Regions from separate parts of the Homo sapiens genome. Here region 2 is linked to region 1. A link is a contact called in ENCODE POLR2A ChIA-PET data. All regions are on one chromosome and are shown on one strand. Each heading gives the region's core, a stretch centred on a gene start or an enhancer-like site at or near the end of the contact. The rest is flanking DNA. Distances are from core to core; before and after follow the strand shown.

Region 1 (4,237 bases), core at 1,119-3,618:
CCAGCCTAGTTTCAAACTTCTGGGCTCAAGTGATCTATCCGCCTCAGCCTCCCAAAGTGCTGGGATCACAGGCGTGAGCCACTTTGCCTGGCCAGTGACTATATCCCAGATGCCAGTTTCATACAGTGGTATTAAGGAAGGAAAATGATTAAATTTACTGAAAATAATGAAGGTTCACTTGTTTACTCACATCCACTGGTTCATTTTTTAGTTCTTACTTTAATGAGCGAATCTGAGTAGTAGTTTTCATGATCATAAACAGTCAATGTAAATGTTGGAAATATAACTTTTAATTCTTTAGGACCAGCAACATTTGATAAGGGCCCCCAGTGTGATTCCTCCCGAGTTTTGCTTTTGAAATGGTTACATCTTTTTTTTTTTTGACAGAGTCTTGCTCTGTTGCCAGGCTGGAGTGCAGTGGTGCAATCTCAGCTCACTGCACCCTCCGCCTCCCGGGTTCAAGCTATTCTCCTGCCTCAGTTTCCTCAGTAGCTGGGATTACAGGCACGCACCACCATGCCCAGCTGATTTTTGTATTTTTAGTAGAGACGGGGTTTCACCATTTTGGCCAGGCTGGTCTCGAACTCCTGGCCTCAATTGATCCACCCGCCTCACCCTCCCAAAGTGCTGGGACTACAGGTATGAGCCGCTGCACCCGGCGAAATGGTTACATTTTGTCAAGTGGGCAAATGGGAAGAACAGAAGCCCGTGAATTTTGGGCTACTTTGAGGCAAAATGCTTTATTTTTTCTAGGTCCATATGGATGGACTGCTAATAACTGCTAAGTTGAAGTTAAATGGACTCTTGTTCTTAAAAAAAATATTTTGCCATATCCTCTGCAAAACTGCTTATTAATTTGCATAAACTTTTTTTTTTATTTTTGAGGGGGGTGAGGGAAAGGGTATTTTGCTGTCGATGGAATGCAGTGGCGTGATTTCAGCTCACTGCAGCCTCCCGGGCTCAAGCCATCCTCCCATCTCAGCCTCACGGATAGCTGGAACTACCAGCACGTGCCACCACGCGTGGCTAATTTTTGTATTTTTAATAGAGATGGGGTTTTGCCATGTTGCCCAGGCAGATCTCGAACATCTGGCCTCAAGTGATCCTCCTGCCTTGTCCTCCCAAAGTGCTGTGATTACAGGTGCGGGCCACCATGCCTGGCCTGCTTAAACTATTCAGTTAAAAACAAACAAAAAAGAGGCCGGGCGCGGTGGCTCACGCCTGTAATCCCAGCACTTTAGGAGGCCGAGGCGGGCGGATCACGAGGTCAGGAGATTGAGGCCATCCTGGCTAACACTGTGAAACCCCGTCTCTACTAAACATACAAAAACAAAATTAGCCGGGCGTGGTGGCGGGTGACTGTAGTCCCAGCTACTCGGGAGACTAAGGCAGGAGAATGGCGTGAACCCGGGAGGCGGAGCTTGCAGTGAGCCGAGATCGCGCCACTGCACTCCAGCCTGGGCGACAGAGCGAGACTCCGTCTCAAAAAAAAAAAAAAAAAAAAAAGATACAAGTGAGTATTCTTAATAGTATGTCAATTACATCTCAAAAAAGTCAAAAAAAAAAAAAAAAAAAGAATGAAAGAATACCTCCCCAAAAATGATACAAGAAAAGATTCACCTAAATCTGTTCACAGCTGTCTGCAGAGCTCCTACTGTGTGCTGAGCCTGGGGGTAAACAGGGCACGGACACGTTTGGGAGGGGATTACAGGCCGGGTTTCCACACTTTTTGGTCCAGGCAAACCCAGACGAGCCAGCTGGCTCAAGAACTTGGCAGCTGCGTGATGACTGAACAGAGGCTGCGTTCGAACCCACTACTGCAAGACTTAGGAGCCCCCGATGGGAACTGCCGTGGTTCACTGCCCCAGCCCCGCCGCTCAACTGCCCCGCCCTGGCCTACGACATCCTCCTGCCCGCATGGACTGCGCGCAGCGCCGCCAAGCGGGGAGCCCAGCTCGGTGCTAGCGCCCGCGAAGCGGAGGAGGCCGGCGCCCGAGGCTGGGCGAAGTTCCTCCTAGCGCAGCGAGGACCGGAGGGCAAGGCCAGCGCGCGCCGGGCGACCTGCGTCCCGGGCACAGACGCGACGGGCCCGCACGGGGCGGGGACCGCGCGCGCCTGCTGGGCCTACGGCTGTGGGGCGCGCAGAGTCCACCTGGCGGCCAAGGGCGCTGGCGACCGCTGAAGCTCCTGGGGGTGTTCGGGGTCCGGGCTGCGCCTGTGCCCGCGGGAAGGCTGGGCGCTTCCCACACACAGACCCCGCTCCGGGCCAGCCCCGCAGGGAGACTACCAGGGCTGGCGGTAGCTGGGCGTGGTCGGGTCGGGGGCGGCTGTGGGCGGCCGGCAGGCAGCGCGCGGGGCAGCCCTCGGCAGACGGCCAATGGCGGCGGTGCTCGGGGCGCTCGGGGCGACGCGGCGCTTGTTGGCGGCGCTGCGAGGCCAGAGCCTAGGGCTAGCGGCCATGGTGAGTGCACAGCGGCCGCGTGGGTGGGGGTCCGGGGTCGGGGGGCGGTGCGAGGCCCGGCGGCGTCGGCTGAGGGACCAGCGGGACTGGGGCGAACCCGGCGTGGGCCGAGCCTTGGAGCTCGGGCGTCGGGTCACCGCGTCCCGGGACTGACCACCTGTCCGGTGCGCCGCTCAGAGACCGGGGTGGCCGCAGCCTCCGCCACTTGCCCTTGACTTTACACTTCCGCCGAAGCCTACGAACTTGCCAACCGGAAACAAATGGGAACGAATTTTGTTCAGCAACTACAAAAGGCAGATGTGAAAAGTAGTTGCAGAACAATTCGGTGCCCGCTGCCGCTCGTTGTGCTGAGGACGAACGGCGCTGCGGGCCTGGCTCCCTATGGCGGCTCCCTGCTCGCGCTTCACTCCAAGGGGAACCCACAGAGGTTTTGGAGGAGTTATTAATAAATTGTCTTTTTTGGTGACATATTGACTTTTCTTTCCTTTTCCAAGGGGCCGTCAGTTTTCCTGCTGTAGAAATTAATATTTTGGAGTAAATGGAGGGAAAGTTTTAACATGCAGCACCACCTAGTGGAAAAGTGGTGCGTTAAACTCACCATCTCATTTTAAGTTGCATTTTAACCGCCCATTTCAGTTTGAAATGTTTTGTTTTGTTTTGTTTTTTCGACACGGAGTCTCGCTGTATCGCCGAGCCCGGAGTGGAGTGGCGCGATCTCGGCTCACTGCAACCTCCATCTCCTGGGTTCACGCTATTCTCCTGCCTCACCCTCCCGAGTAGCTGCGATTACAGGCGCGTGCCATTTCGCCCAGGTAATTTTTTATATTTTTAGTAGAGAGGGGTTTTCGCCATGTTGGCCAGGCTAGTCTCGAACTCCTGACCTCAGGTGATCTACCTGCCTCGGCCTCCCAAAGTGCTGGGATTACAGGCGCGAGCCACTGCGCCTGGCCTGAAATTCTTTAATAGAAGAATTTTTTTTTTTTTTTTTTTTTTTTTTTGAGAAGGAGAATCACGCCGTCACCCAGGCTGGAGTGCAGTGGCGCGATCTCGGCGTATTGCAAGCTCCGCCTCCCGGGTTCACGCCATTTTCCTGCCTCAGCCTCCCGAGTAGCTGGGACAACAGGCGCCCGTCGCCACGCCCGGCTAATTTTTTTGTATTTTTAGTAGAGGCGGGGTTTCACCGTGTTAGCCAGGATGGTCTCGATCTCCTGACCTCGTCATCCACCCTCCTCGGCCTCCCAAAGTGCTGTAATAGAAGAAATTTAAAATAGCTCGAAGACGGAGGAAGATAGGCACTCCGCCGCTTCTTGTCCACGAAGGGGAGAACACAAGTTGAGTGCCTACTGTCACCTAGGCGTGTCTTCAGGCGTACTCTGCCCCAGGTGCTAGTGATCCAGTAAGATTAGGGTGTTCTGGGAAGGAATGAGTCAACAGACATGATTTGAGCGCTGCCCCATGCCAGGCTCAATGCTAGGTACCCTCACATTCAAGATCTGTAATCTAAGCCTTTCAAAAAATCTTGGCAGGTAGATATTATAATATCCCCACTACAGACAGAAGGATCCCGGAATTCAGAAAAGCGGAGTTTAGTATCCCACAGCTAAAAGTAACAAAGTTAGGCCTTAGATCTAGTTTACTCTCTTCAAATCCTAGCCTACCCCCCATCCCCTGAAAAAATTAAGCCCACCACCAAGGGTTCTGCTGTGAATGTGCCCTCATGGGGGCCTTTGATGTTATGTAGATGAAGTGGCTCCATTTCCCAGTCCTGGGTGTGGT
Region 2 (4,226 bases), core at 1,495-3,994, 5.6 Mb after region 1:
TCCTCACGTTGCATAAAAGGTTAGTTATCATAAATGATTCACTACAATCTGTTCCCAAGCTTTACCCTCCAGCACTGCTAAGACACTTCATTTTGGCATGCACCATTTTGTAAGATACTCAAAATCCTTTTCGGGACAATAAAATATACATACCCTTGATACCTGAAGTGTGTTTCTGAGGCCCTGAAGCGTTTGCATTACTGTATTAAAAACTCACAGTTGCAGTCAGGCCCGGTGGCTCATGCCTGTAACTCCAGCACTTTGGGAGGCCAAGCCAGGCAGATCACTGGAGATCAGGAGTTCGAGACCAGCTTGGCCAAGATAGTGAAACCTGATGTCTGCTAAAAATACAAAAAATTAGCCCGGTGCGGTGGTGGGTTCCTGTAATTCCAGCTACTCAGGAGGCTGAGGCAGGAGAATCGCTTGAACCCAGGAGGCAGAGGTTGCAGTGAGCTGAGATCATGCCACTGAACTCTAGCCTGGGTGACAGAGCAAGACTCCATCTTAAAAAAAAAAAAAAACCAGCCAGGTGTGGTGGCTTATGCCTGTAATCGTAGCACTTTGGGAGGCCGAGGCAGGCTGATCACCTGAGGTCGGGAGTTCAAGACCAGCCTGACCAACATGGAGAAACTCTGTTTCTACTAAAATTACAAAATTAGCTGGGTGTGGTGGTACATGCCTGTAATCCCAACTACTCAGGAGGCTGAGGCAGGAGAATCGCTTAAACCCGGGAATCGGAGGTTGCGGTGAGCCAAGATCATGCCATTTGGGCGGCAAGAGCGAAACTCCATCTCAAAAAAAAAAAAAAAAAATCCACAACTGGCTGGGCACGGTGGCTCATGCCTGTAATTCTTGTTTCGGAGGATGCCTGTTTGGGAGGATCGCTTGGGCCCACAAGTTTGAGACCAGCCTGGGCAACATAGTGAGACCCCGCCTTTACAAAAAATTTAAAAATTAGCCAGGTACAGTGGCATGCACCTGTGGTCCCAGCTATTGAGGACACTGAAGTGGGAGGGTCACCTGAGCCCAGGAGGTTGAGGCTGCAGTGAGCCATGATTGTACCACTACACTCCAGCTTGGGTGACAGTGAGACCCTGTGTCAAAAAAAAAAAAAAATCCAAAATCTCACCCAGACCAATACTGTATCAGAATTATCATTTTAACAATATCTCCAGATGATTTATATGCACATTAAAGTTTGAGAAGCTGGCCAGGTGTGGTGGCTCACACCAGCACTTTGGGAGGCCGAGGCAGATAGGTTACTTGAGCTCAGGAATTCGAGACCAGCCTGGGCAACATGGTGAAACCTTGTCTCTATAAAAAATCCAAAAATTAGCCCGGTGTGGTGGTGGGCACCTGTGGTCCCAGCTACTCAGGAGGCTGAGGTGGGAGGATGGCCTGAACCCAGGAGGCAGAGTTTGCATTGAGCTGAGATTACACCACTGCATTCCAGCCTAGGCAGCAGAGCAAAACCCTATCTCAGAAAATAAATAGTTTGAGAAGCAATCTTTTTTTAAATGAGTGAAGAAATCAGACCTAAGGAGAAATCTGATGAAGCCAGAGCTGAGTTAATATTGATAAATGGATGCAGTCAGGTGGTCTATACTTAATTTTTGGTGAGGGGAAGGGACAGTGGAGGCAGTATTGATTTTGAGGAAGCCAAACAGGACAGCCTGATGAATTCAAGATTTCCAGCATATATACATCTTCACCAATCCCACCACCTTGCTCCAGCCTGTCATATCACTGTGTCTACATAAAAAAAAAAAACAAAAAAAAAACTCCAAGGCCAAACTCTCTGACCTTTCTTTCCTTCTAAAGACCAAGCCCTCCTCACTAGCCCCCTGCCCCTCCTTAGTTAACTGGCAAAGAGATCAAAGGGCAGGCCTTCTGACTGGTGATGCCTCAGCTGTAGCCCCCAAACTTGACTCATCCTTTTATTAGTCCAGGTACCACTTCTTCAGAAAGATGACCAGCCCTCACTGACCTTCCCCTTCCTGCTGTGCTCCAGGCCATCAAGGCATGTGTCACCCAGGCTGGAGTGCAGTGGTGCAATCTCCGCTCACTGCAACCTCCGCCTCCTGGGTTCAACCTATCCTTCCACCTCAGCTTCCCGAGTAGCTGGGTCTACAGGCGCATGCTGCCGCACCCGGCTAATTTTTGTATTTTTAGTAGAGTCTAGGTTTCACCATGTTGCCCAGGCTGGTCTCAGACTCCTGGGCTCAAGCTATCCACCCGCCTTAGCCTCCCAAAGTGCTGGGATTACAGGCCGTGAGCCACCGCACCCGGCCTTGTACTGTTACTGTTTATGGGAGGCAGTACACAGCTGGGCTTAAGGGCACAGTCCTGGAATCAGATGCAGTCAGATTTGAATCCCAGCTTCCCTTCCTGCAAGATGTGTGACTTTGGCTAATCATAGTGCTTTACTATCCAAAAGTTGGCAAGGAATGGGTGAACTAATACAGGATAAAAACGCTTGCCCTACTTCACCTGCCCCCAGCTCCCGGCTATAAACAGTAAATAGCTGAGCTGCTGCAGCACTCAGGCAGGTTGGCCAGCGCTGGGCCAGCAGGAACTGGAAGCTGGTGTGGGGCCTGGGACTTTGGACGCATTTCCAGCTTTCTCTGAACCGGGCTGGCTTCCTAGCAGATAGGGCGGGACCGTCGGGTTGAGTGACGGCCGGTGGCCCGCCCTGGGCGTGACGTTGTTCTAGTGTTGTTGCCAGCAGCTGCACGTGGTCGGCTGAGTCCGCCTCAGACTCAGAGCTGCGCTCCTCGACCTCAACGCCAGGCGGTTACTTTGCTGCTCCTCCCGCTCGCTATGTCAACGTCCACTAGCTGCCCGATTCCCGGGGGCCGGGACCAGCTGCCCGACTGCTACAGCACCACGCCGGGGGGCACGCTATACGCCACTACCCCCGGAGGTCAGCGGGCCGGGCAGGGGTCCGCAGGCTGCGGACATATTAGCGCGTGCGTGTTGTTGCGGGGCGGGGGTAGGGGAGGGACAGACCTAAGACTTGTCCGCAGGCCCCTCTACAGGTTGTAGCTTTGGGGGAGAATGTTTGGAGCGGAAGCTCAGTTCCCAAAAACTTCTAAGTGATGCAACAAGGCCATGAGCCTAGCTTCCGGGTGTTTGGGCTGTAATCCTTCACTGTGGCCTGGGTTCTTGGAGCCTTACACACGCTCCTTACCCCTCGCGACTTTGCTTCCTAGGAATAGGGGCCAGGGCCCCCTACTGAGCGTGACCTCAGCCGGAAGCACCGGGTCTTGAGAAGTGGAGTAGTTAGAACAGTTGGGGCAGTTGCTCCGTTTTTGTGCTGCTGGCTGGCGTCTGTTTGGTTGGGCGAGCAGCCTGGGATCACGAGCTGCTGGGCTCCCGACCCAGGGATTCCTGCCACGCGGAAGCGGAGGGGAGGAACAGGGCAGGACCCTTTGAGGACATTATGCGGGCCAAGTTCCTCTGAGCTAGTGTGAACCTTATAGGACCTGGGAGGGGTCAGGATTAGAACAGTACGTTTCTCCTCCCTGCAGGAGATAGCCCAGGTAACAGCACTGGGTGGAACCCTTCACAACTGCTATTTCACTTCTTGAACCACCTGAGGCTGTTAGTCTAGGTCTCACCTTCACTGGTGAGACCAAAGCAGAGGTTTCAGAGTGGTAGAGGAGCAGCATGAAGTACCTGAACTCAAAGTTTGGTGTTCCTCTTAGAGCCAAGATCTGAAGCTCTCCCAAACATAAAGCCCCTGCCTATACCAGCTGGGATGCCCCCCTTGCTTTATACCCACATCTTGGTTAGGTCTGGAAGATTTTAAGCACTATGAAGGCTTGTCTGCTGAGAACCTAGCTGGGCTTCAGAGCCGATGTCCTTTGATACACAGGGAAATTTGACACCACCCTCACCTCCAGGCCCCAAAAGGCCTGAGTCTGGGACCCCAGTCACCTCGGTACCCAAGCTCCTGACTCTTACCTCAGTCCCAACCCCTTGACAGGCACCAGGATCATCTACGACCGAAAGTTCCTGCTGGAGTGCAAGAACTCACCCATTGCCCGGACACCCCCCTGCTGCCTCCCTCAGATTCCCGGGGTCACAACTCCTCCAACAGCCCCTCTCTCCAAGCTGGAGGAGCTGAAGGAGCAGGAGACAGAGGAAGAGATACCCGGTAAGGAAAGCAGGAATTAAGAATTGTCCCAGCCTTTGAGTTCAAATGCCACTGTGACACAGTGCGG

Evidence for each region. ChIA-PET counts read pairs that join two places held with the same protein, here RNA polymerase II (POLR2A).
Region 2: POLR2A ChIA-PET joins it to region 1 with 6 read pairs in GM12878. The contact joins the promoter of EIF4EBP3 here to the promoter of PCBD2 in region 1. POLR2A ChIA-PET finds 5 or more read pairs at or near these places in 2 of 52 experiments (AG04450 and GM12878).

Annotation. Positions count from the first base shown.
Region 1 is chr5:134,902,763-134,906,999 of GRCh38, forward strand. PCBD2 (pterin-4 alpha-carbinolamine dehydratase 2) reads left to right here and starts at 2,369. Exons shown (of 4, transcript NM_032151.5): 1 at 2,369-2,461. The coding sequence starts at 2,378. RefSeq lists a silencer at 1,925-2,684 and enhancers at 2,282-2,866, 2,867-3,452.
Region 2 is chr5:140,544,918-140,549,143 of GRCh38, forward strand. EIF4EBP3 (eukaryotic translation initiation factor 4E binding protein 3) reads left to right here and starts at 2,745. Exons shown (of 3, transcript NM_003732.3): 1 at 2,745-2,923; 2 at 3,989-4,159. The coding sequence starts at 2,821. It overlaps ANKHD1-EIF4EBP3 (ANKHD1-EIF4EBP3 readthrough), which reads left to right. Exons shown (of 36, transcript NM_020690.6): 35 at 3,989-4,159. RefSeq lists enhancers at 1,692-2,400, 2,401-3,107, 2,868-2,957, 3,108-3,815.